Regions from separate parts of the Mus musculus genome. Here region 1 is linked to region 2. Evidence: chromatin loops called from intact Hi-C (ENCODE). Cell type or tissue: heart. All regions are shown on one strand. Links, peaks and the distances in the headings refer to the core of each region. The heading gives the core; the rest is flanking DNA. Region 1 has its middle 17 kb from the start of Gm46414. Region 2 has its middle 15 kb from the start of 1700048B10Rik.

Region 1 (11,091 bases), core at 3,434-8,433, 240 kb before region 2:
TCTTACTATGTAATCCAGGCTGGCTTTGAGCTCACTGTGAAGCCCAGGCTGGCCTTGAACTCTGTATCTACCTGCCTCTGCCTCACAAGTTCTGAGAATACAGAACATGGCACCGTACCCGACACAAGCCAACCCATTCTGTCAAGTTCACGGAGCTCACGGGTTTATGTCTATCGATCCAGATTATTTCTTCCCAGGTGTAGCAGAAGATCCTCCATCTACCTGTATACTCCCACCATGTGCCCAGTTAGGTAGAAACTTTAGACCAGCACTTCTCAAACTTTGACCCTTTAATTCAGTTCCTCATGCTGTGGTGACCCCAACCATAAAATTATTTCCATTGCTACTTCTTAACTGTCATTCTGCTACTATTATGAGTTGTAATGGAAATATCTGTGTTTTCTGATGGTCTTAGGCAACCCCTGTGAAAATGTCATTTGACCCCAAAGAGGTCTCGACCCACAGGTTGAGAACCACCAGTGTGTTCGACCATGCATTTATAGAAATGTGCATAAACCATTTTTCTTTTTGGAAATGCATGTTGTCATTGGCTGTGTGGTGTGGAGATCACGAGCGCAGGTCCTCAGAGCAGACCGATTTCCTCCTGGCGATGCTGTCTACCTTACAAGCCATGACTTCTCAGAAGAGGTGGTTAGGGGTGCTCAGTTAGGAAAACTCTTGCCTCACAGGCATAAGGAACTGAGTTTGAGCCCTAGAAGACACATTTAAAATAGGGGTGGAATGGCGCTCACTTAAAATCCAAGACCTGAGGAAGCTGACAGACAGATCCCTGGGACTCACTGACTAGCCACCCTAACAAACAGGAACTGGATAGATGGCTCAGAGGTTAAGAGCACTGAATGCTCTTCCCAGAGGCTCTGAGTTCAAATCCCAGCAACCACATGGTGGCTCACAACCGTCTGTAATGAGATCTGATGCCCTCTTCTGGTGTGACTGAAGACAGCTACAGTGTATAAATAAATCTTTAAAACCAACCAAACAAACAAACAAACAAAAAACCTAACAAACAGAAAAAGGTGTATAGTGATGGTGAGGAATAGCACCCAAGATTCTACACACACACACACACACACACACACATACTCATATATACATATACACGGACTCACTGCCCTGAACACAGATAGTGAAGGATTATAGTGAGCAGTCAGTTATGCAAACCCACCAGGGCCTAAAGCTTGGCAGAACCATGTAGAAACCAGTGGGTTCCTCAAGTTGAGAATACAGTAGTGCTGGAGATAAGGCAGCTAGGCCCATAAACAGACAGACAGACAGACAGACAGACAGACAGACAGACAGACAAAGAGCTTCAAAGAGAATTCCCAAACTCTGTGGAGAGCTGTCTCTGACAGCTCAGCTGAATAGCTACCCCTTCTTCAGGAGGACTCTAGCCTAGGCCAACTGGTTTAGAAAATTACTCATCACTTGCCCAGGGCCAAGATTACCATGTGTCTTCACCAGCCAGTGAGTGAGGAACCTCACACATCTTAGATTCGAAGGCAGGCTCCCTGCAGAAATCATGCTTGTGTGGTGGGGAATAACTAACCCTAGACTAAATGTTGCTATGGGTAAAATGTAGCTTAGGGCTCAGCCCTGAAGGGGACATCTATATAAAGCTGCAACCCAAAGCTCAAGAGACATCATGGAGAGGAGGCAGAGAGGACAAAAGCTGGAGGATGAGGAGGTTGTCTTGTAATGTTGTCTTCTGAACATATGGTCCTCACGCTCACAAATTCATCGGCCTGTGATTCCAGCTGCAGGAGACAGACACCCTCTCCTGGTGTCCGCAGGCACTGAATACATTGTGGCATGCTGACATGCACACGAGCAAAGTTCTCACACATGTGAAATAAGAATAAATAAAGTCCTTAAAAAGAGACCAGTGAACACTCTAGCATGCAGCACTAAGTGGATTCATGTCCAGATTGACTGATCTCATCTGTCCCCTTCCATGCCTTGCTTTCTCTCAGGGCCAGTATAGCCAAAGACGGTCCCATGTGACAAGGGTAGTCCACCAAATCGTCTCCCTGACCCACGGTCAACTGTGCCAGGTAACACAGTCACACAAGGAAAATGCATCATGTTTACAGACCCAAGGAGGACAGTCTTCATGACGTCTTCTGATTCTGCCACTACAACAGTCTATAGATAAGAACATAAACCGCTTTCATTTAACCGTATTTACTTCTATTTACATGTATATGAATGTATGCTAGGTATGTGGTTTATTTACTTCTATTTATATGCATATGGATGCATGGTACATATGAAGGGTTGCCACAGAGGGTAGAAGAGGGCATCTGATCCCCTGGAGCTGGAATCATAGGTGTTTGTGAGCTGCCTGACACGGGCGCTGGGAACTGAACTCAGTTCTTCTAGAAGAACAGGAATTCGTATTAGCCCCCGAGCCATCTTTCCAGCCCTGAATATAACACATTTTTAAGACTCATAAACCAATGGAAACTAGCCAATACACGCAGCTGGGAAAACATCAATCCCTTTTGGAAAACAAATCACGTTGGAGCCTTTTATGATGTACATCAAAGTAAACACTGATGATATTGGAGACTTAAATATAAAACTGATACCATGAAAACAGAGCAAATGGAACATGTAAGCAATTACTTTCCCCTGCGTTAAATAAGGACAGAGTTAGAGACGTGATCCTCTCTGGGGTGGCTTTTATCTCCCTCCAGTTTCTGAGATGGAACCCAGGGCCTTGGGCTGGTTAGACGAGGCTTCTCATGCTGAACTTAGAATGGTCTAAACCCTCTAAGTTGTAAAGCATCGTACGTGCCAAGACTTTGTGAGAGAAAGAACACCCCAGGAAAGTCACTCCTGCACACACATTCTGCCACCAGCGGAATTACAAATGAGAGCAACGTGTTTGATAGTTAGAATGTAACCATTCATGTTTTAAGTTTGAAAAATATCTGGGAGTTTGTGTGTGTGTCCGCAGTAGAGCACGTGCCCCACATGAATGGGGCATGAGGCCCTGAGCTTGGCCCCTAGCACCACAGAAGGCGACGGGTGTAGAGGATGAGGAAGGAGAAAAGAAGGAAGGGAAAGAGGAAGGAAAGATTAATTCTTAAAATCTTTACACATTGAGACTACAGAAATAGCTCAGTCCTTAAGAGTACCCGCTGCTCTTTCAGAGAACCTACGTTCAGTTCTGGGCACCGGCATCACGTGACTCTCAACTGCCTGTAACTCCAGCTTGTGGGAAGGATTCGACTCCCTCTTCCTGTCTCTGCGGTTACACACATACTCGCAAGACTTACGCGCATATATAAGTAATAAAAATAAATATTTTGAAAATCTTCCAGGGCTGGGGAGATGTCTCGGTGGTCAAAGCACTTGTTTTGCAAGCGTGAGCACCTGAGTTCAGACCCCGGGCAACCATAGACAATCAGGCTGGGACGGCAAGCACCTGTAACCCCACGGGAAGAGACATGCAGATCCCTGGAGCTGGCAAGCCAGTCTGGCCAAAATGCTGAACTCTGGGTCCAACGCGAGACCCTGCCTCAAAAAAAAAAAAAAAAAAAAAAAAAGAGAAGTGGCCTGGTGTGATGGCTCAAGGGGTGTTGGTGCTTGCTACGGGGGAGGGTGGGGGCCTGGGGGTGGTGTCAACCTGAGTTTTATCACAGGAAACACACAGGAGGAGAGAACTAACTCCTTGTCATTGTCTTATGTCTTCTGCATGAGTGCTATGGCTTGGGTAGACACATGCATACACACAACACACACACTCAGACACACTCACACAAACACATGCACACTAAATAAGTAAATGCCAGGCATGGTGACATACACCTTTAATCCAAGCACTTGGATCTCTGTGAGTTCCATGATGGACAGGGCTGTGTAGACAGACCCTGTTTCAAAATAAACAAACAAAAACAAATAAAATGGAGAAGTGTTTAAGATAAACACTCATCATGAACCTTTGATCTCGACACAGGTGTGCACTCATGTACAGATGCCACACACACAAAATATTAATCCTTAAACATAAAAATATTCCCTGTTCCTCTCCTCACCCCCTTTCTCACCCAGTTCCCTCCCTCCATCCACCTCCGATCTCTGTTTTATTTCCCCTTCTGAGTGAGATTCGAGCATCCTCCCTTGGGCCCTCCTTGTTACTTAGTTTCTTTGGGTCTGTGGATTGTAGTGTGGTTGTCCTGTACTTTATGGCTAATGTCCACTTATAAGTGAGTATATACCATGTGTCTTTCTGGATCGGGGCAACTTCACTCAGGATGATATTTTCAAGTTCCATCCATTTGCCTGCAAATTTCATGATGTCTTTGTTTTTAGTAGCTGACTAACATTCCATTGTATATATGTACCACATTTTTTTTATCCACTCTTCAGTTGAGGGTCATTTATTGACATTATTAACGATACTCTGCTATACCTACAAACAGGAACCTAGCATAATTGTCTCCTGGGAGGCTTCATCCAGCAGCAGATGGAAACAGATGCAGAGACCCATAGCCAAACATCAGGCAGAGCTCAGGGAGTCTTGTGGAAGAGGTGGGGTAAGGATTAAGGGAGCAGGAGTGGTCAAAGACACCACAAGAAGACCTACATAGTCTACTGACCTGGACCCACGGGGGCTCACAGAGGCTGAAGCACCAACCAAAGGGCATGCAGGGGCTGGACATAGGCCCCCTACACATCCATAGCAGGTATGCAGCTTGGTCTTTATGTGGATCCTCTAACAGCTGGAGTGGGGGCTGTCTCTGGCTCTGTTGCCTGCCATTAGATTCCCTTCCTCTTGGCTGGACTGTCTGGTCCATCCTCAGTGGGAGAGGATGCACTTAGTCCTGCTTTGACTTGATGTGTCCAGGTGGGGTGGTACCAGTGGGGGCCTTCCCTTCTCTGGGAAGGGGAGAGAGTAATGGGAGAAGGGATTTGTAAGGGTGGGACCAGAAAGAGAGGAGGGAGGGGGCTGCAATCGGGATATAAAGTGAATAAATAAATAAATTCATGAAAAAAATAAGTATTTTAAAAATCTTCTGGCCTACTAATTCCACTTCTGGGAATAGACACAAGGGAAATTACAAGATAAAGGTAAAATGTCTATCAGCAGGGATTAGCAACAAGGATATTACAAGAATTTTGCATCTGATGTTCAAAAGCACAGCAACCGATGCTCAACCATCTGAGAGTAAACTGAGGCTCTCAAGGTGGAGTACTACGTAGTCATTAAAAGAGTCCAGGGAGACCTGTAAGCTGAAAGAACTTTTCAGCACATGCCATGTGCCTGTGGAGACTGGGCAGCTGTGGGACCTCTTGGCTTTATTGTATTTCCAGCATTTTGCATTTTTTTTTCCTCCTGGGGAATTCTTTTTAGCTTGGAGTGATGGGCCCCCTGCTGGTAGAGTGTTCTCTTAAAAACCCTCAAAACTTTATGACATGTGAATGCAGTCTCCTCTTAGGGAACAAACTCATGAGATACTAGAGCCCTATCTACCAACCCAAGAGATAGAAGACTGGTTATTTGTTTGACAGTATGCGGGTGCATTTTAAATAAGAGAGCAAGAGGGGGGCTGAAGGGTGTGGTTCAGTTGGTAAAGTGTTCAGCTAGCTTGCACAAAACCCTGAGTTCCATCCCTAGCATGTTATAAACAGAGGTGCTGGCACACATCTGTAAGAACAGCACTTGGGGACTGAAGGCCGGAGGGTCAGAAGTTCAAGGTCACTCTCAGCTGTATATCGAGTTGAGTTTGAGGTCATCCTGGGCCACAATAGGTTGTCAAAGAAAAGGGGGGGGCGCAAAACAGGAAGCAGGAATAGAAGCTGAGGAGGGAAGGGAAAATGGGGGGAGAGGAGGGAAAGAGAAAGGGGAGGAGGGAAGGAGGGAGGAGAACGAGGTTCAAATTCCCTTTCTAGTGGCAAGGGAAAACATTTGGCTCCCAGGAGTGTCAACCCCAAGACCCTGCTCCCTCAAGCTGTCTAGAGACTCATGTAAAATCTGACACAAGGCCTGGTTCTTTGTCTTGCATCTGTCAAGGAGGTGAGAATGTCCTAGCACACTGGCCTTGTCTAGCTGAAGGACAGGAGAGGAAGAAGTGGGGACATCTATGTGCCTGCTGCTCTAGGGGACATTTACTTGGAGCCTGTTCCTACACAACTGTTTTTCCTTTTCGTAGAATCACAAGAACAAAGGCATAAGCGATTTCTTCCCTCTTGCCCTAGACCCTGACCGTGAAATGCTCCCCAGCCCCACTCATTCCTCTCATCTAGAACTAAACTACCAAAACAACAGATACAGGCACTGGGGACACAGTTGCAGTCTTCTGCTGGCCCTGGAAAGACGCCTGGACAGACAGACGACTTTGATCTAGAATTCCAGGGTTTTAGTCCCAGAACACCTGAGCCTTATGTACTGTGAGCATATTCCCTTCTTGTGAAATCGTAGGGCTGGTTGGAAAGAAGTTGCACAGGGCTGTGCTGCCCTGGGCCCCCGTTCTCCCCACTCGCTGCTCAGAATGCCCTCAGACGCCTGTCACAGTGACCCTCAGAAACCTGTCACAGGGAACTGGATAGATGGCTCAATGGTTGAGAGCACTGAATGTTCTTCCCAGAGGTCCTGAGTTCAATTCCCAGCAATCACAGGGTGGCTCACAACCATCTACAATGAGATCTGGCGCCCTCTTCTGGCGTGCAGGCATAGGAGAAGGAGAAGGAGGAGGAGGAGGAGGAGGAGGAGGAGAAGGTGGAGGAGGAGGAGGAGGAGAAGAAGCAGCAGCAGCAGCAGCCTGTCACAGTGGCCCTCAGAAGCCTGTTACAGTGACTCTCAGGAAGCCAAACTCTGTCCAAAATCAGGGAGTGAGCAGGTGTTGAGATGAATTGGCATTGGCTTGGGGCAGCAAGTGACAGGGCTGGTCTCCCAGTGTCCTTGGTGTCCTCAGCTGAGCTAGGGAAGCTCGGAGCTTCCAGTCCTGCCTCTGTCAGTCTTTCAGGGACTGTGCCAGATACAGTGCATTTAACAACATCCCTCTTAATCTGTTTGCTCAGTTTACTCCCTGAGGAGCCCCCAGTCTCCTCTTGTTGGCACACTGTCTTCTTTCTCAGAGACCCCCATAGCAGGGTAAAGACTTCCTTCCTCGAGTGAAGACCAGACACCTTGAGTTTGAACACCTAGGGACGTGCTCTGACTTTGCCACTATGACAAGTGACAAACATTCACTCTTAGAACTTCTACTCTGGCTCCTTTAAGCGATTTCTTTAAAGCTAGAATTCTGCTATAGTGAAAAGCAGAAGAGCCTCTCACTAATGGCCACTTGGCAAAGGCAAGGTTTTGTTTTGTTTTATTTATTCTTTTAATTTATTATCACCTTATTTACTTGTGTGTGTGTGCGTGCACACGCTCGCATGCGTGCGTGCGTGTGCACACGTGCATGCGTACATGTGTCCATTGGTACACATGTGACATGGTATGCAGGTGGAAATGAACAACCCAGGAGGGTTGGTGGTATTAGGGTCCAAGAGTGGTTAAGGAAGAGTCCAGACTCAAATAGTATGCAAAGGCAAAGAGCGTTTACTCTGCAGAAATTGCCAGCATCTGGGGGTCAATCGTTCATCAAAATGGTGAAGACTCGAGGAACTCACAGGTCCTTTTATGCAGGGCTAGGGGAATCTCCCAGAAGGGTTAGGTAACCTCTAATATGATTGGTAGAGGCAGAGCAGTGATGTTAGTACAATTCTGATTGGCTACTCTGTTAGTTTCTCTATATTTGGTAAGGCCTTGGTAATTTCAGAAACCAGCTCCATTCTGGCCTTGTTAGCTCCTGCAGCCAGGTGTCCCAGGAGCTGGCTCAGCTCCAGACTTCTCCTTCCTAAGTCAGGGTTGTCACTGATCAGCAACCCTTGGCCAGAGGCTTCCTCTGAGGACCCAGTTTACTTCCCAGAGAAAATGTTTTCAATCCCAAGGTTTTGGAGCTCTCAATGGGAGGGGTCCCCTTTCTTACTCTCTCCATATGCTCTTTGGTCTTTCCTAGGTGGGTGGAGGATAACCACCAGGTGTGGGTAGGGGTTGTCACCTTAGAGAACCAGTCTCTTACAAGGGCTTTAGACACCATAGCCTGTGGCACTCTGGCCTGGAAGAGTTTAGGCGAGAAGGGACGGGAAGGGCATTCAGTGGGGAACACGGTTGCTCAGCTGCTTTGACCCCAGCCCCACCCCACCTGCTCTGGGATCAGTGTGGTGCAGTAAGGGACCAGAGGCGAACAGACGCTTAGAAACCAGTCTCAGGGAAGAGGATCTCTGAGTTTGAAGCTAGCCTAGTCTACACAGTGAGTTCCAGGCCTGTCAGCCAGTCAGGACTCTCTGTCTTTGTCTCTGTCTCTCTCTTTCTCTGGCACTGTGTATGTGTGTGTCCGCCCCATGCCCAGCTTTTTTTTTTTTTTTTTTGGTTCTGGGGACCCAACTGAGGTCCTTATGCTTGGGTGGCACACAGTTTATTGCCTCAGCATCTCCTCAGCCACTAGGCACCATGATACAGGCAAATACTATTTGTATAGAATGGGGCCCAGCAGCCCTCCAGACAAACTTGTCATAAACACAGAGTGACTGTTCTCGCACACCAGGTCCTGGATCCTTGTCAGGTGAGCTGATGAGTGGCCTGTGGGGTGGGAATGTGCAAAGAACCATGTTAGACTCTTAAACTTTGCACCTTGGGATCAGTGAAGGTGTTGATTGCCTTGAATCCCTGTGAAGAGTCGAATCCCTAGATAATTCTGAGGAAAAATTCCTTTCAACTTGGGGTTCTAGGCTCGACAACACATTTGTCCAGCGTACAAAGCATTAAAGACGTTTCCATGCCTCTCCTCGTACTTCAGTACTTCACATAACTGATCCTTCCTGCACCTTCCCTAAATAACTACTGAAGGAGATCCTGGGCAAAACTGAGAAAACACGAAAGCAAAGAAATATTGACTCTAACCTGGGAGAGTTGAGGGGAAGCCGCAGCAAGTAAAAAAGATGCCACGGGCATAGAGATCAAACAGTCTGGATTTGATGGGTTTATAGAAGTTTCCAGAAGTGAAGGTATCTGGGGAAAGAGAGAAACTAAAAAAAGCAAATAATTGAAATCAAACATTTTGAGACAATATAACAAAATGTAGCTAGAAAATTATACAAGTGGAAAACAAGGGGTGGGCTGGTGAGATGGCTCAGTGGGTAAGAGCACCCGACTGCTCTTCCGAAGGTCCAGAGTTCAAATCCCAGCAACCACATGGTGGCTCACAACCATCCGTAACAAGATCTGACTCCCTCTTCTGGAGTGTTTGAAGACAGCTACAGTGTACTTACATATAATAAATAAATAAATCTTTAAAAAAAAAAAAAAAAAAACAAGGGGAATAGCAAGGCAGAAATGTCCACATTATATATGCATTTACTCCACGGGGCCTCAAAAAACAATGTTCATATCACTTCCCTAATCTTGTATAGCGTGTTGATGTAACTGTATTTGAATGTGTGATCAAAAGTATAGATGCGTGAGATTAAAAAAAAATCTGTCATTGTGGAGATCTAGCTCACAATGTCTGACACTGATCAAACAATAATAATATAAGCCCACTGACTGGAAGCATGCAAATCACTCACAAACAAAACAGCCAAAAGGGATGTGCTGGCTGGTTTTCTGTGTCAATTTGACACAAGTTAGAGTCTTCAGAGAGGAAAGAGCCTCCATGGAGGAAATCCCTTCATAAGATCCAGCTGAGAGACATTTTCTCAATTAGTAATCAATGGGGAGGGGCTTAGCCAGCCCATTGTGGGTGGTGCCATCCCTGGGCTGGTAGTCCTGGGTTCTATAAGAAAGCAAGCTGAGCAAGCCATGGGGAGCAAGTCAGTATGCAGCATCCCTCCACGGCCTCTGCAACAATCTCTGCCTCCACATTCCAGTCTGCTTGAGTTCCTGTCCTGACTTCCTTCAGTTATGAATAGCAACATGGAAGTGTAAACTGAATAAAACCTTTCCTCCCGACTTGCTTTTTGGTCATGGTGTTTCATTGCAACAATAGAAACCTTGGCTAAGATAGGGAAGATTAAAAGTGACCATCTCGGGGGCTGGATAGATGGCTCAGTGGTAAAGAGCACTGACTGCTCTTCCAGAGGTCCTGAGTTCAATTCCCAGCAACCACATGGCGGCTCACAACCATCTGTAATAGGATCTGATGCCCTCTTCTGGTGTGTCTGAAGACAGCTACAGTGTATTCATATACATAAAATAAATAAATAAATCTTTTAAAAAAAAGTGACCATCTCTGGGGCTAGACAGAGGCTCATTATTTACAGTACTTGCTGCTCTTCAAGAGGACTAGAGTTCAGATCCCAGCACCTACATCTGCTGGCTCACAATGGCCCAGATCTCTAGCTCCAGGAAATCAACACCTTCTTGCCTCTAGGGACATATAAACACATGTGGCATACATTCTCATAGACAAATACCTATACACACACACACACACACAACTTTTTTTAAGTTATTATTTAAAAACTTATAAACAAAAACCATCACACGCTAAAATTGACCAGACTAAAAACATATATACATATTTTGTGTGTGCGTGTGTGTGTGTCTGTGTGTCTGTGTGGTGTGTGTGGCTCAATAACTTGAGGGAAAGGTTATCAGCAGGAATGTACTTTTGCTCTCTTTATTAACAGGTTTGATGCTTAAGAGCCTGTGTGTGGTGACTTTTGTCTCAACATCTGGAAATGGGACGTAATGAGTTCACTTAACAGAGTGAATAAAATTGGAGTTTTCACTGGGAGTGGCTCGCTTCTGTGATGGTTTGTAGTGGCAATATTAGAGGTGTGGCCTTGTTGGAGGAAGTGTGTCACTGTGGGCATGGACTTTAAGATCCTCATCCTAGCTGCCTAGAAGTAGGTCTTCTCCTGTTTGCCTTCAACAAGATGTAGAAGTCTAAGCTCCTCCTGCACCATGCCTGCCTGGATGTTGTCATGCATCCTGCCTTGATGATAATGGACTGAACCTCTGAACTATAAGTCAGCCCCAATTAAAGGTTGTCCTTGTAAGAGTTGCCTTGGTCATGG
Region 2 (11,091 bases), core at 2,247-7,246:
GCGCCACCACCGCCCGGCTAGAATCCCTTCTTGTTTCGCCTGTTTGTTGAGACAGGGTCTTTCTACGCATCCCTGCCTGTCCTGGAACTCACTATTTAGATCAGGTGACTTTAAACTCACAGAGATCTGCCAGCTTTGCCTCTTGAGGGCTGGGATTTAAGGGTCTGTACCACCATGTTGACTAGAATACCTTCTTAAGCTGTCAGTCAGAAGAGTCCTCTCTCTTAAATTGATTTTTGTTGGTCACAGCAATGAGAAAATTACTAATACACCAACTTCATCTAAAATGTTCAGCATTGACAAACACTCCAGGACACACTGTAAATGAAAACTTTCATCCTTGGGAAAATAGTTTTAAAGATTTGGTTTTTTTTATGTGTATGAATGTTTTATGTGTGTGTGTGTGTGTGTGTGTGTGTGCACGACATGTACACCTGCTGGGTCCCTGTGTTCTGGGGCTGTGAGCCACCATTTGGGTGTTGGGAATTAAACCTCTGCGAGTGCTCTTAATCACTGAGCTATCTCTCCATCCCTAACGAAATATGATTTTAAAGCTTATTTACTTTTATTTTATGTTGTATAAGTATTTGTCTGCGTGCGAGTGTGTGTATTACATGTGTGCAATGCCCATGGAGGTCAGAAGAGGGCGTTGGATCCCCTGGAACTGGAGTCACAGGTGGTTGTAACTTTTATGTGGGTGGTGAGAAACAAACAGAGTCCTCTGCAGGAGTGTGCTCATAATCACGGAGTCAACTCTCTGGACCTGGGGAAGTGATTTGAAAACACAGAAGGAATTTGAACCTAAGAAATCAAAGTTGGATTCCAAATAACTTAGTTTTTAGTGGAAAAACCAAGAAAGTCCTGTGTGATTTGACTGGTCTTCTAAAGAGAAATTTTGTTGTTCTAATGGGTTCTCCTTTTTCTTCCTGTGTTGTCCCACCTCCAGCTCTGGAACAGCCCTTCAGTCTTTACAAGCTTCGCATGGTCTGCTCGAAGAACACAAAGTGGCACATTAACTCCTGTGTCAGGGTAATGCGTTCTTTACTCTCATCTTCTGATTATTTCCTGGGAGAAAAGAGAATTCTTCCTATTTTACAATTTCGAAATATGATTTTGTGACAGACCAGTTTTTTCAGAGTTTATGGGTCGAACATCAAAAAGGAACCATCTAGTCCGAGGAAGCTCTCTTTCTGTGTTAGACAGAAATGGTCCCCAGGGCCAGTGAGATGGCTCTGTGAATAAAGGCCCTTGCTGTCAAGCCTAGTGACCTAAGACGCACATGGTGGAAGGAGAATACTCACTCCTGCAGGTTGTCCTCTGACTTCCATATGTGTATTGCAGCATGAGGGTGGCTACACACACACACACAAAATAAACGTACAAATGCAATAAAAATTGAAAATAAAACCTGTACAAATGTAGATTTTCAGTGGAGCTAAGCCAGGTCTTGCTATATAGCCTAAACAGGCCTGGAACTTACTGTGTAGGTTAGGATCACCTAGGACTTATGACCCTCCCATCTCTGTTACCTAGTGCTGTGTGGTTTAATTATGCATGGTGCAGGGAGTGGCACTATTAACTATTAGAGGTATGGCCTTGTGGGAGTAGGCATAGACTTGTTGGAGGAAGTGTCTCTCTGTGGGTGTGGGCTGTCAGACTCTCTAGATGCCTGGAAGAGGCAGTCTTCTCTTGACTGCCTTTGGATCAAGATGTAGAACTTTCAGCTCCTCCTGTTCCATGCCTGCCTGGATACTGCCATGCTCCCACCTTGATGATAATGGACTGAACCTCTGAACCTGTAAGCCAGCCCCTATTAAATGTTGTCCTCTATAAGAGTTGCCTCGGTCATGGTGTCTCTTCACAGCAATGGCAAGCCTGAGTAAGACAACATGCTACTGTGTGTTTTGAGAAAACAGAAAAGTCACCCACATTTTGAAGCTTCGCTGTATCAAGCAGGCAATGAGTTAAATTTAATTTGCCCACTTATGTTTCTGCTGCCTGGCAAGTAGATAGGTAGGGGACCTCATGTTTGAACAAGATGTCCTCAGTCATTTGTCTTACGCTTTCTTAGATTTCATTAAAATATTCATAAAAAAGAAGAAAATATGAAACAAGTCGAATTAACTAAGAATTAAGGGAAATGTTTGTGTATACTTGCTTGATTCTCACATCTGACAGTTCATGGGCTCCAACGGAACCAGCTCTATCCAAGCAATTGGCACACGCTACCTTTTGGAAATGCAAATCAAAACTACCTTGAAACTGGGCACAGTGGTCTTTGCCTGTCATCCCAGGATTCTGGTGGCTAATGCAGGAGGGTCGCTGTGTACTTAAAGCCATCTTGGGATACATGGTGAGAACCTGTCTCAAATTACCCCCAAACAGGTAAAGTCATGCACTGAGATTCCATTTCACTAGTCAGGATGGTTACCATGAAGAAATCAGTGCATGCTATCAACGACGTGTGCCAGGGGAGGAATCCATTTGCAAAGTCACTAAGAATATAAATTAGTGCAACCAAAGTGGAAATCAGAAAGTTTCTCAGAAATGAAAAAGGAGAACCTTGGTAGGTCTGGCTCACCTACCCCTGGAGAGCTAGATTAAAATACAACAATACTGCTGTACCCATGCTTATCGCTGCTTCATATTCGACAGCCAACGGATGCAATTAGCATAGGTGTCCACCAACAGATGAACGCATAAAGACATAGAGTTTTAGTCAGCCTCAAAGAAGCGTGGAATTGTATCATTTTGAGGGAAATGGATGGCAAAAGGATCTTTGATGGAGCATTGAGTGGTTAGACCACCACGATCCAACTGTTTCTCAATTGCACCACCATCTGGAGACCAGGAACCAGATTCAATACAGGAGCCTTTGGGCTGCCTCATGGTTTGGATACGATTCATGGATATCTAGTGAAGGATGGATGAAAAATGTGACCAGTGATTAAGAGGAACTCAGTCCGGCATCTCCCCAAGAGCTACCGTGAGATGTGCACAGCCCAGTAGAGACAGAAACTTCATCGACCAGAGTATCTGCTTAACAGAGATTGAAATAGGAATGATCTCATTTTGCATGAGTGAGCTCCTCTTTCAGCTCCACGGTATGCAGTGCCAGGGATGGTATTGGGGCTCTGTGCATGCTGGGAAAGCTCTCCATCAACTGGGCTACATACCTAGTTGTTTGATTGGAGACGTAGGGTTGGAGGAGCAGAGAGTCCCACCTCTTGCTTCAAAGGCAGCTTGGAGAAGACTAGCTTCCAGGCAAGTAGGAAGAGGGTCTTAAAACCCACACCCACAGTGACATACCAACAAGGCCACACCTTCGAATAGTGCTGCTCACTGGGCCAAGCATATACAAACTGTCACCACATCTTTGTTTCTCATTCTAGTTCACTTGATGTCCTATCCCTTTAATAAGAATAAAGAAAAAAAATAAAGAAAACCCCACCAAGAATATTTTAGCAGTACCCCCCCCCCCATTCTCCACTTGGATGGAGCACACAACATTCTTTTCAGATACTGTAAAACACTGGCTTTGCAAAAAGTAGGGGTCACATCCCAAACACAGTCCTTTTTTTTTCAAGGTCATTATTTATTTGTTCCTCTTAAAGACTCATTTTTGACTGGACTCAGACTTAGAAATAGAGGCTCTTAGGGAGAACAGCCTACGTCTCTTGGCAATCTGTTCCTGGCGCTTTTCTTTGGCTTCCTCCATTCTCTTGGCCAAAAGTTTAGCGTAATCTGCAGCCTCCTCCTTGTTTTTCTTTGCGTTGTTTCTTCAGAGAAATATGTCAGCGTTTGTGTTGCAGGACCCGTAGAGTAACAAGACATTGATTGAATCTTGGGTGCTTTGGTCCTGGGCTTCTTACCTTCTTTGTTTAAGGGCTTCCTGACAACATACTGGCGGACATCATCTTTTTGGAGAGATTAAAAAGCTTTCGGATTCTACTAGTTCTTTTAAGTCCCAACCGACAAGGCACAGTAGTATCTGTCAGTCCAGGAATATCCTTCTCTCCTTTCTTTACAATGACCAAGTTGAGAACACTGAGATTAGCGTCCACAATGCATCTGCGAACAGACTTGCGCTTCCTCTCTCCAGTTCTCCTTAGTCTGTAACAGGAATGCCCCCTATTCAACAGCAGGCGCACTCTGCCATGGGTCAGAACACCTTGCTTCATGGGAAAACCTTGCTTGTCATTCCCACTGCTGATCCGGACCACACAACCCTTTCGCTCTTCACCAAGAGCAGCAGCAGCAGCAATTTCTGTATCCATGCGCTTCTCATAGAACGTGTAAAGCTTGCGTTCGTCATCCACTTCAATGCATTTCTGACAGCCAGTGGCAGGGAAGGAGATGTTTAGCTTCATCTTGACACAGCTGATGGCCTAGGAGGCGTCACAAAAAAGAGAGCCCCAACACAGTCTTTCAATTTAACCCCCAAGAGAAGCAACCATTATCAGTCCTAGAGACTGCATGGACACTTCCATGAAGACAGTATCTAAGGTGTTTGTGTTGTCGTAGCACAGTGTGTGACCCCCATGTTCACAACCACAGAGACTTTGCAGAGCACCATTGATGTGTGTCTCGAGCCTGTGATGGGAACACCAGCAACAGAATGGCTTTGCTTTCCTGGTCACCAGCATCAAAGCTTTTTTCACTAAACTTTCTTCCAGGTTATGAGGAACGTGTGAATGTCAGGAGAGGGGATGAAGGGGTCTCACAGCGAGTGCCGGTCTGAGCTGAAGCATCCCTGGGAGAAACACCTGAGGATGTGTAAGAGGTGCTTGCTGTTCCACACCCATATCACCAGATGTGTCACACTACAGTTTTGTCTCTAAAATGCTTATCCTTTTCCTACAGTGCCACCTGCTGTCAGCTTCTAATATTGCAGTCTTCCCCATTGCTTGATCCACTCCTGGCCTGAGGTGAAATCAGAAAGGGAAGTTACTCTCTCACTACAGCAACTGTTGGTGGAGCACTTGGCACAGAAACACTAAAATGTACAGTGAAGGAGGAGGATCAAGGATCTTAAGGTCACCCTCTGCTCCAAATCCAGAAATCATCTGTTTCCTTCTAATCTAATAGAATGCACACTAGGTGACCTCAGGGAGTTATCCAGGAAAATTGAGCAGGATGAAAGTGCCAGACAGAATGGTGCACGCCATATTCTCAGTTACTCAGAATTCTGAAGCAGGAGGATTAATTGAACACAGGAGTTTAAGGCCAGTCTCTTAAACTAGCCAGAAATGGTGTCTCCTACCTGTAATTCCAACACCCAGGAGGCTTAGGTAGGAGGGTAGGAGTTGAAGGCCAGAGGGGATTCAAAGCAAGTTATAGGCTTTCTTGAACTATATAATGAGTCCCTGTCTAAAAAAATGAAACAAAAACCCCTGTATGTAGAAAGATAGATGATTGATAGACAATATAGACAGATATTTGATAGATAAGAGACAGGTATATATGTGATAGACAGAGGATAAGAATAGATTAAGTAGATTATCAGTGATATAAGATAAATAAATGCTTGATCATGGATAGTAGCTAAAAGGTAGATAGATAGACAGACAGACTGATCTGGCAACATAAGCAGAGGAAGAGAATACAGACTCTGTCTACTGGCTGGTTGTGTGTCAACCTGACACAAGCTGAACTTATCACAGAGAACGAAGCCTCCCTTGAGGAAATGCCTCCATGAGATCCAGCTGCAAGGCATTTTCTCAATTGGTGATCAAGGTGGGTGGGAGGTCGGGGGTGGGGGGTGGGGGTGGGGGTGGGGGTTGGGAAGGGCCCCCTGGGCTGGTAGTCCTGGGTTCTATGAGAAAGCAAGCTGAGTAAGTCAAGGGAAGCAAGCCAGTAAGCAGCACCCTCCATGGCCTCTGCATCAGCTCCTGCCTCCAGGTTCCTGCCCTGTGTGAGTTCGTGTCCTGACTTCCTTTGGTGATGAACAGCAGTGTGGAAGTGTGAGCTGAATAAAACTTTTCCTCTTCAATTTGCTTCCTGGTCATGATGTTTTGTGTAGGAATACAAACCCTGACTAAGACAAACTGCTACCAGCATAGTGGGGTATTCCTGTGATAACCTGACCATGTTTTGGGAGAACTGTGGAAGGACTTTGGAACTTTGAACTAGAAGAGCCATTGGAATGTTAAGAGCTCTGTGGGATGTTGTGTAGGAGCTTGGAAGATAATGTTGAGAGAAGTGCAAATGATGGAGACCTGGCTTGTGAAATTTCAGAGGGAAGATTAAGACTCTTATCAGGGCCGTTGCTATTTTGATTGTGAAGATTCTGTGGTTTTGGCTAGCTGGGGCTGAAGAATCAGCTGTGATTAACAAGATACCAGAACTACTAAAGCGAAACCTTTGCATTACTGAGATTATTGGTGCTGGTTAGCTGGAACTAAGAAGTTAGTGGTGATTAAGAAGAGACCAGCATCAAATATTCTGGGAAATGTTTCCTGAGAGCACAAAGAGGCTGTGTTCCAGAGATAGCCAAGGTTGTACCTCGTGCTACAGCTGGACTTGGAAATGTGTAAGAGTCACCCAGGTGATACTGGTTTTGAAGACATGAAGTAGTCATGAAGAGCAGCTGAGGTTCTGTGCTGTGAGAGGCCATGGAAGGCCACTAGTGAAAGTGCAGCCTCAGTTGCAATTGATGTCCCAGGACTGAAGGGGTCATGCAAAGGAGTTGAGGCTTGGCACCATGAAGAGAGCCTATGAGAGGCTATTCGTGAGTTCCAGTACTGTCTTAGTCAGGGTTTCCATTCCTGCAGAAAATAACATGACCAAGAAAGGGTTTATTCAGCTTACACTTTCACATTGCTGTTCATCACCAAAGGAAGTCAGGACTTGAACTCAAGCATGTCAGGAAGCAGGAGTTAATGCAGAGGCCATGGAGGGATGTTCCTTACTGGCTTGCTTCCCCTGGCTTGCTCAGCTTGCTTTCTTATAGAACCCAAGACTACCAGCCCAAAGATGGCACCACCCACAAGGGGCTCTCCCCCCTTGATCACTAATTGAGAAAATGCCTTACAGCCAGATCTCATGGAGGCATTTCCTTAACTGAAGCTCCTTTCTCTGTGATAACTCCAGCCTGTGTCAAGTGGAAACAAAACCAGCCAGTACAAGTCCTAATTTCCGTTGGTGATAAACAGTAACGTGGAAGTGTAAGCTAAAGAAACCCTCTCCTCTCCAACTTGCTTCTTGGTCATGATGTTTTGTACAGGAATAGAAACCCCGACTAAGACAGCTTGCTACCTCCCAACTAGTGTGTACAATTTAATTAATCTGTTTATGCTAATCCACATTTGCCACCTGTCCCATTACCTCTCACTCAGTACATCTGACTTCCTCCATGTCTGGCTGGCGAATCTCTCCCACCTTTGAATTTTTCCCACAGTTCCTCTCTCTGCCAACCTCCTTATTCTGCACAGATATAGGCTTGCAGATCTATATTAAAGCCAGAGAATGCCTCAGGCAGGTGAGGAAGAACAGAGATGACCTTCACAGAGTCCAAAAAAAAAAAAAAAAAGATACCCATCACAGTCACAGCTGGATGTCAGGCCCTCTAGCAGACTCCATAACCACTCCATCTAGAAACCGTGCGTCCCATGCCTGAGACCCTCTCCATGCTGTCCAGCACCACAGGTACTGAGTTTGAGGCCAGGCTGCACAATCTTCTGCAGATCTATATACACAAATATGTGCCAGGTTCTACTGACCTATGCCCTTTCCCAAACCACACATATTGGGTTTGTTGTTAGTCCCTCACCATTTCCACCCAAACTACACTGGTGTTATTTAAACTATGCTGAACTATCACGTGATGCCCTCCCACCAAAATTTTTAGAGATCAGGCTTTGCTGGACAACACTCCCAGGCTACCATTTCACATACAATGTTGGATATCAGAGTCTTCTAGACACACATTCACTTCTGCCACCCCACAAAGACCACTAGGCATCATGCCCAGCTGGACACACAAGGGCCATTGCCACATACACACATCTAGGTGTCAGGGCATGTAGTCCTCTTACCCGCCATACACTGTTAGATAGCAGACCTCTGAAGATATACCCTTCTGCTGAAGCCAAAGCCACATGTGTTTGGCAGGCCTTGCTGGGCTCTGCAAACTCAAATACACCTCTTGGTATCAGGTTCTGTCACACCTCCATCACTAACCAACATTCACTTTTAGGTATTTGCCCCTCCCTGCTGGTAGTCCTCTGCCATGTTCCAGGTACACATGATGTTTCAGGACAGCAGTATACATACATACACACACACATACACACACACACACAAACACACACACACAAACACACACACACACATACACACACACATACACACACACAAACACACACACACATACACACACATACACACACACAAACACACACACACACAAACACACACACACAAACACACACACATACACACACACACACACACACACACACACACACACAAACACATACACTCCACAAAGACTGCCAAGAATCAGGTCCTCCTGGACACCTCTCCCTGATCTCTGCCACCACACACACACTGTTATGCACTGGGCTCAGCTAGACAACCTTTGTCAACCTTCCATACATTGTTACCTTGTCTTACTAGACACTACCCCACATACTGTGCTAGGAACAAGGTCTTCTTGAACATGGTCCCTACAACACTGACACTAAAACAAACCCAGGGCCAGAAGAAGGTTTTCGAACAGAATTCTGCCAGACTTTCAAAGAATAGCTAACACCAATATGTCTTAAACTACTCAATAAAATAGAAACAGAGGAAACATTGCAAAACTCATTCTATGAGGCTACAATCACACTGACACCTAGGTCACACAAAGACTCAACAAAGAAAGAGAATTTCAGATTAATTTCATTTATCGACATTGACATCAAAATACTCAACAAGATACTTGTAAACTAGATCTAAGAACACATCAAAGACACCATCCACCATGATCAAGTAAGCTTCATCCCAGGGAGGCAGGGATGGCTTCATATATAAAATTCCATCATGGAGCCAGACGTGGTGGTGCACGCCTTTAATCCCAGCAGTCGGGAGGCAGAGGCAGGCGAATTTCTGAGTTCGAGGCCAGCCTGGTCTATAAAGTGAGTTCCAGGACAGCCAGGGCTATACAGAGAAACCCTGTCTTGAAAAACCAAAAACCAACCAAACAAACAAAAATTCCATCATGGTAATCCACCATATTAAAACACTGAAAGGAGAAACACCGCACAGAATCATTTCACTAGATGCTGAAAAAAAACTTTGAGACGTCCAACAACATTTCATATTACTAGAGACATCAGGGATACAAAGTGCATACCTAAACATAATGATGGCAATATATAGCAAGCCCATAGCCGACATCAAATTAAATGGAGAGGAACTTAAGCAATTCCACTAAAATCAGAGACAAGACAAGGCTGCCCACTCTCTCCCTGTGTATCCAACATAGTACTTAAAGTTCTAGCTGGGGCTATCAAACAAAGGAGATCAAGGAGATACAAATAGGAAAGGAAGAAGTCAAAGTATCATTATTCTCAGATGATATGATAGTATACATGGATGACCACAAAAATTATATCAGAGAATTCCTACAGGTGATAAACATCTCAGCAAAGTGACTGGATACAAAATTAATTTAAAAAAAATCTGTAGCCTCTAACTGTATTTTTTTCAAGGCTACTTTTAATGATGGTTTTATAATGCTTTAACCACCCTTTTAGCCCACCAGTCACTAGAGGTAGTGGATAAGAAAGGCTACTGGGGGAGTGGACCCTTTAGAAATGGTTCCTGAGGGCAAATATCATCTGCATTGTCAAGAAATCAGCAGTTCAGTTTACAGGTCAGCAGCGGCAGCTCTATCCACTTGCAAACACTTAAAGGATAAACAAACAGTCCAGTTCGGTATTGTCGGAATAGCAGCAGGGGTGGCATGAGCTAGCAGGAACAGCTAGGCCTCAGCTGAATAGACACCCATCAGCAGAAGGCATTTGGACCAGCAGGGATGCAAGGAGCATTTCTTAACTGTGTCTCTCTGGACAAAGTGAAGATCAGCAAAGATGGGAGCCCCAAAGAGATTAGCAATGCAAGCAAGTCAGATCTTCTCCCAGTCCCTTGAATCCTATTTATACTCCCTTCAAACATCACATGTCCTCTACAGGTCTCCCTTCCCACGTGTCTTGCCTCAGAAAGTGAGTCTGTCTCAGCTGACATCACTCTGCCAGTAAGAAGCCACAGCACACCACCACAAGTTTTTTGGTGCGTTTCTCTCTGCGGAGTCCCGACAAATGGAGCTCAACTGTACAATGTAAGGTGGACCAATACATGCATGTCATTATGGAAGAATCCTTCATCACATGGTCTTTCACGTGCTTGCTTTAGCAAAACATCCTTTCACCTGTGTCAAAAATATTCCTTCACATGTTTGCCCCAGCAGAAAACTATTCAACACAACTGACTTTCCAAAGAACCCTTAAGTTTTCACTTCATATCCCCCTTTCTGTTTAAGAATTGCCCTTCATTCTCACATTAACAATCTATACACAATAGAAATAGTTGTAAGAACCATCACATTTTCAGTAAATGGCTCATGTACAGTATAGTCAAACAATAGTCTAACAAAACAACCTTAAAATTCTATCAATATAGAGTGATTAAACAAAATACCTTACCCTTCTATAAATATAGAGTACACTAATTAAACAAAATCCTTAAATTAATCTATTAAGATACAATAATTCAAACAAAACAATCTAATGCTGTCGATGATAACAACCATAACACACCAAGTGACCAAAACCACTCCAAATTAAGCGATTGGAGCTATGGTCTTCTTTTCCTTCTGAATTGGGGCAAAGAATTCTTTTTGGGGGGACCGAAGGGGGGAAAATGGTTAGTCTGAAAAAAGCTGGCTGTATAATTTATTGCTTAGTCTCTGTATTTATCCAGTTTCTGTATTGCCCTTCCAGTCTATATATTGTCCAGTCTCTGTGTTTATCCAGTCTGTGTGTGATTGATCACTTGGCCTAGCCCTTTTGAAGTTGATTTGCATTTTTTTTTTTTTTGAGAAAC

Evidence for each region. A loop is a pair of places that touch in the nucleus more often than their neighbours do. Peaks named below come from ENCODE experiments on the same cell type or tissue, not always from the same donor. Only the 100,000 strongest peaks of a DNase experiment are listed, where the experiment ranks them.
Region 1: it touches region 2 in a loop (6-fold over the local background); 10 of 42 quality-filtered maps call a loop at or near these places.

What each region holds. Positions count from the first base shown.
Region 1 is chr13:51,186,247-51,197,337 of GRCm38, reverse strand. No RefSeq gene overlaps it. Among named protein-coding and RNA genes, the nearest start is that of Gm46414, 17 kb to the left of the region's middle. In heart, for the core only: a CTCF peak has its summit at 5,399 (motif pointing left); no DNase peak of the experiment used is centred there.
Region 2 is chr13:50,943,501-50,954,591 of GRCm38, reverse strand. It overlaps the pseudogene Gm8779. Among named protein-coding and RNA genes, the nearest start is that of 1700048B10Rik, 15 kb to the right of the region's middle. In heart, for the core only: a CTCF peak has its summit at 4,882 (motif pointing left); a DNase peak (open chromatin) is centred at 4,871.